2 separate regions of the Homo sapiens genome follow, and region 2 is linked to region 1. A link is an interaction called in ENCODE POLR2A ChIA-PET data of the cell type or tissue named here. Cell type or tissue: endothelial cell of umbilical vein. All regions are shown on one strand. Links, peaks and the distances in the headings refer to the core of each region. The heading gives the core; the rest is flanking DNA.

Region 1 (2,916 bases), core at 290-2,789:
TGTTCCCCAGGCTGGACTCAAAACTCCTGGGTTCAAGTGATTCACCCGCCTCAGCCGGGATCCCAAAGTGCTGGAATTACAGGTGGGAGCCACCGTGTCTGGCCCACTTGAGGCTTTTAACAGTAGAGTTATGTGACCTAACACTTGACATTAAAAAAGGATTTTTGCATAAAAATACACTTGAGTTGGCTAATACTGCATACAGCAGCACACAGGTGCATAAGCACCGCACATACACAGTGTCTTCATCTGCCTCTGACAACCAGATTCCCCTGGGGATATGTCAGGAATGTTTGGGATACCTGTAGACTTTTCTTTGAGTAATTCTAATGAAAAGGCTGACAGATAGTATTGCTTTATGGATGGAACATCTGAGACCCTGAAATGTTGAATTTTAGTTCATGAGTCATGCTGTACTTTAGCCTAATTTTTCTTTTTTTGCTTTTAGACTTAGAACAGAATCTACAGAGTGTCAGTCAACTGAGCTTGAGACTTATCTATTTTTTATTAGCTTTTTTGGAGACAGTGTCTTGCATTGTCACCAAGGCTGGAGTGCAGTGGCATGATTTGGGTTTACTACAGCCTTGACCTCCTTGGCTCAATAGATCCTCCCACCTCAGCTTCCCAAGTAGCTGGGACTACAGGCTTGTGTCACCACACCTGGCTTATTTTTATATTTTTTGTAGGGATAGGGTTTCGCCTTGTTGCTTGGGTTGATCTCCAACTCCTGGGCTCAAGCGATCCTTCTGCCTCAGCCTCCCAAAGTGCTGGGATTACAGGCATGAGCCACTGCACCCAGCTGAGACCTCTTTATTCGAATGGCAGAATTGCTATGGGGTAAAGAAATCCACCTCTGGTTACTCCTGTTTCTATTAGTAGGTGTATAAAATGTTCTACAATAATATATGACCCTTAAAAAAAATTAGAGTAAAAGTCTTTTCCCCTCCCCCGAAGGGAGTTGGTGGAGGATTCGAAAAATGGTTTTTGGTTTGCTGGATTGGTATCTGTAAAAGTGTTTCTTGCTAGAATGGAATGAGTACCTGTGTCCTTGGTGATGGGGCTTCCTGACATCTGCCACACCAAGCCACGTCTGAGGGCAGGGGTGGCATCCTGTGCTCACTTTGCAGGCATCTTTTCTGAGCCATGGCCATTGTGTCACTTAGAATTCAAACCACATTTTGAGCAGCCTATTTTTGATAGAATCTGACTTTCTATTGTGAATATTTAGAATTTTTTTTTTCTTTTTTGAGACAGAGTCTTGCTCTGTCGCCCAGGCTGGAGTGCAGTGGCGCAATCTCAGCTCACTGCAAGCTCCGCCTCCCAGGTTCACTCCATTCTCCTGCCTCAGCCTCCCGAGTAGCTGGGACTACAGGTGCCCGCCACCACGCCCAGCTAATTTTTTGTATTTTTAGTAGAGATGGAGTTTCACCGTGTTAGCCAGGATGGTCTCGATCTGACCTCATGATCTACCCGCCTCGGCCTCCCAAAGTGCTGGGATTACAGGCGTGAGCCACCGCACCTGGCCAGAAATATTTTTAAAAGTTCAAAAAAAAAAAAAAAAAAAAAAAAAACACCTTTATCTGGCTTTGGTAAATCGCAATTGTTTTTGTCCACTGTTGGGGAGTGAAACAGCCTGTGATGATTCTGATCTTGATATTATACAGAAACTAGTTCATCAACAGATGATCAGAATCTGCACTTGGTACTTCATTCAAAACAAGCCCTCTGTGTTTTACCTCATGCCCTTTTCAAGTAGGTCTCTTCATACAGTGAGTACAAATATTTCATGAGCTATAAATGTTTAATTTGGAAAATACTTGGCATCATTCTAGGTCTTTATTTCAGAAAACATCCTGGGATGGCACGGGTCCAAGTCACATTCCACAGAGCAGCTGAAAAATGGGACACTTGGCTCTTTGCCATCAGCCAGTGCCAACATAACCTGGGCAATTTTACCAAACTCTGCTGAAGACGAACAAACCTCACAGCCAGAGCCAGAGGTAAGCGTGCAGTCCTCTCAGTGCATTCATGGCTTGTGTTATCGCTTGTTCAGAAATATAGTAATTATATTTGTAACTTGCTCATCTCTTTGTTTTAAGAGGAGACAAATTAAAAAATGGAAGAATTGCCTGGAGAGACAAAATCAGCTATGTGCATGCCCGGCACTTCTCATGTTCTTGTGTCTGGCAGCTGCTGTGGGTGAATTGTGATCCTACGAATGAGGAATCTCCTATTTTCATTGAAATGGGAGTCACTTTAACTTCAAGTGGGAGAAATTCGAACAGACCCGTTAACATGGTGCCTATTGACATGATGGGAGCAGTTACAATATATTATGTCGCTCCCCTGAATAATGGCTTCTTCGTGTGGTTCCTGCTGATACAAGCTCTTGCCTCACATGCTCGACTCCTGCATGCTCCTGAGCCAGGCCGGGATCTGTGGGGCCATGGCCAACACTCCTCTTGGGCATTGAGCTGCAGCCCAGGTTCAGGCTGCCGAGGATATGCACTGCCTCGTCAGGAGAGCAGTCCTTGCAGATCCTGGTGATCAGCCAGGCTCCAACAGGCTTCATGGACTCTCTGTCATCTGCCCGCAGCCTGGCTCTCCTATTTCTGCCTCTAAGTGGCCGCTGGAGGGGAGCCAAATGCAGTGTTTCCTTTTGTCAATTTTATTTTGTGTCCTGAGTCCATTTTTGTTTTTCTTGTTCTTTTGATGCACATGATATAGTCTTGATATAGTCTCTTGAACTGGCGGAGGCCTCCTTTAACCATGCATTAGAGGTTGTTCTTAATTTCCATTGAAATCATTTTAGCCTGAAAATTGTAGAACACTTACAAAATCTATTTGATAAGGTTGAAAGCCCCAAGGCAGTGTCTTTGATCAAATGGTTTTGGTTATCAATGGAAATTTTTCTCC
Region 2 (2,916 bases), core at 241-2,740, 85 kb before region 1:
ATAGGCGTGAGCCACCGTGCCCAGCTGTAATTATTTTTTCTAATATCCCCATTAGTCCATAACCTTCTTTCTTAAGGGCATGACTTTATTAATAATAATAGCTATTACTACATGAATAATAATATTTCATACTTGTTAGGATCTTACCAAGTACCTGGGCTCAATACTTTCCTTGTGCTATCCTCAAGTCAACTCTGTGAGGTAGATACTATTATTTTCCCTATATTAAGACAAGAAACTGAGGCATAAAGAGGTTAAGGCAAAGAGAGGTGTACTAGCTAGGGTTCAACCAGAGAAACAGAACCATAGGAGATCTACATTAAGAGATTTATTAGGGGGAGTTGGCTTATATGATTGTGGGGGCTATTCAGGCAGGTCCAGGATCCATGGAGCAGACACAGAAGTGGCCATCTACAGATGGAATTTCTTCCTTAAGGAAGCCTTGGCTCTACTCTTTAGACCTTTCTGTTGAATCTATCCCATCCAGATGATCTCTGTAATCTCTCTTACTTAAAGACAACTAATAATGAACTTTATCCACATCTACAAAATACCTCTCAGAAACTGGGAACTGTAGCTTCTCCAAGTTGATACAGCAAAAAAGACCATCATGAGAAGTCACACGCGTGTGAAGTGGTTGATTCTGGCCCAGGGAATTTGACCGCCAACTATCATACCAGGTGCCAATTCTTGTGCAGGGAGCTGGGGCGGCAGTGGCTGCCAAGGCCATGGCTGTCTCGCCCTCCTAGAAGTATGGCTGAGACTCTTGATCTCTGTATGCCTCACTCCTACGTGGCCCCTGGCCTGTGCAGTACCCCAATGAGGACTCGATGAATTTATTCACTTGGATGAGTCACCAGAACACAGCACTATTCAGTAGAAAGAGCAGCGACCTCAGTTCCAGTCCTTGGGCAAGTCACATTACATCTCTCGTATGTAAAGTGGAAATATCACAACTTCTTACCTTGATGAATGATAGAAGTAAAAGTGCCCGGCAGAGTGTAGCACAAAGTAGGTGCTCAGGCAAATGATCAGAGATTCCCAGATGTGTCAAACTGAGGTCTCAGAGAGGGGAGAACCTCAAAGCTGCCATCGTCACCCTTCTAGTTTGTCAGCCTGGGTAGGCCAGAATGGGAGAGGTGGGTATCAGCGGGGGAGCCTCTGAAAAAGTTCTCCTGTCCATCCTACCCCTTAATGTGGGAGCTGCATCCCTAGCTCTAACAAAGGTTTGTGTGAAGGTGAGGAGACATTCTCCTTGTCCCACACCCTAAGTAGATGTGTCCTATCTGTCCTTCCCTGAAAGTGGCAATCTTAGCAACCGTGCTCTTGGTAGAATGTGGGAGTCTGTATTTTGCCTGAAAGTGCCTGCCAGTAACACGGCAGTGTCTCAGAAGTCTCTGAACACCTCCTACCCTACTCACTAGTGATTTTTAAAGAAAGCGGTAGGGGTGGTGGTGGAGTGGGGGGAGGCCAGTAATGACCAGTTCAGTGAGTTTTGTACCTTGTGATTCCTCTAACCTGACCAAAGGTGATGAGACCAGCTGTCACTGCCTTGTCCTTGAAGCCCTTTGGACTTTGAGGTGGTCTCCAGTGGGAATTCCACTCAGGAGGGCCACTGGGTTAGAATGAGGTCATTGGCCCCTTTTGGAGTAGGAGTGGGGAGCATGTAGAGACTGAACAAAACAGCGAGCAGAGGCCAAGAGCTGGAGAAGCGGTTAGTGGAGAAGTTGATTGCTGCTAGCAGTTAGAGGGTAAGCAGCTAAGTCACAGACCGTTGGGCTCCTGTGTGAGAGGAGGCCATGAGAACTGCTATGGTGCTGTGCTAGTCAGGGTTCTTCGGAGAGATGGAACCAGTAGGATGTGTATGTGCGTGTGCCTGTATACACATACATATGCACCCGTGCACACAGAGAGAGAAGTTTGTTTTAAGGAATTGGTTCGCGGAATTTGGGAGGCTGGCAACTTCAAAATCTGCAGGGTGGGCCATCAGGCCGGAGATGAGGGAAGAGCCAATATTGCAGTTCAAGTGTGAAGATGACTGCCATCATAATTGCTTCTTGCTCAAGAGGAGGTCAGTCTTTTGTTCCATTGAGGCCTTCAATGGACTGGAGCGGCCCACCCACATTACAGAGGGCAATCTGCTTTATTCAGAGGCCACCAATGTAAATACTAAGCTCACCTAAAAAGCACCCTCACAGAAACATGTGAGGGTGTTTTTTTGTTTGTTTGTTTTTTGAGGCAAGGTCTCCCTGTGTCACTCAGGCTGGAGTGCAGTGGCACGATCCTGGCTCACTGCTACTTCCACCTCCCAGGCTCAAGCCATCCTCCTACCTCAGCCTCTCAAGTATCTGGGACCACAGGCATGTGATCACCATGCCCAGCTAATTTTTGTATTTTTTGTAGAGACATGGTTTTGCAAGGTTGACCGGGCTGGTCTCAATCTCCTAAGCTCAAGCAGTCTGCCTGCCTTGGCCTCCTAAAGTGTTGGGATTACAGGCATTGATGGCAGTGGCTGCAGCAGGGAGGCTTGACTGGGGCTGCACACTCCATGGAGCTGGTGGGAGCCCCGCCCCTTCTGAGGTGGAGTAGGAGCTCCCCGGGTGCTGCTGCAGTCACCCAAACCGCAGTCCAGACCCAGGCCTCCTGCTCTATCAAGCAGGCAGGAGCCTGCCCTCCTTGGCGGGGCCACAGCTGCCCAAACTGCGGCTGTGGATCCAAGCCTCCCTGTGGTCTTAGACGGGGCTGGGAGCAGGCAGGATTTGCCCTGCTGGGTGTGGGTGTGGGTGCAGCTGCAGCCGCCTGACCCACAGCTGCAGACCCTGGGCCTCCTGCTCCACGGAGCAGGCAGGAGCCGGGGACAAGCAGGAACCCTGCCCCTTCTGAGTTGATGGGGTGGGAACTCCCTGGTGCAGCCTG

What was found. Peaks named below come from ENCODE experiments on the same cell type or tissue, not always from the same donor. Only the 100,000 strongest peaks of a DNase experiment are listed, where the experiment ranks them.
Region 2: POLR2A ChIA-PET joins it to region 1 with 11 read pairs; 2 of 35 experiments call an interaction of 5 or more read pairs at or near these places.

The regions. Positions count from the first base shown.
Region 1 is chr3:31,732,341-31,735,256 of GRCh38, reverse strand. It overlaps OSBPL10 (oxysterol binding protein like 10), which reads left to right. Exons shown (of 12, transcript NM_017784.5): 6 at 1,846-2,000. Among named protein-coding and RNA genes, the nearest start is that of OSBPL10-AS1, 30 kb to the right of the region's middle. In endothelial cell of umbilical vein, for the core only: no CTCF peak of the experiment used is centred there; a DNase peak (open chromatin) is centred at 1,816.
Region 2 is chr3:31,817,425-31,820,340 of GRCh38, reverse strand. The region is part of intron 4 of OSBPL10 (oxysterol binding protein like 10); the gene reads left to right. Among named protein-coding and RNA genes, the nearest start is that of OSBPL10-AS1, 110 kb to the right of the region's middle. In endothelial cell of umbilical vein, for the core only: no CTCF peak of the experiment used is centred there; no DNase peak of the experiment used is centred there.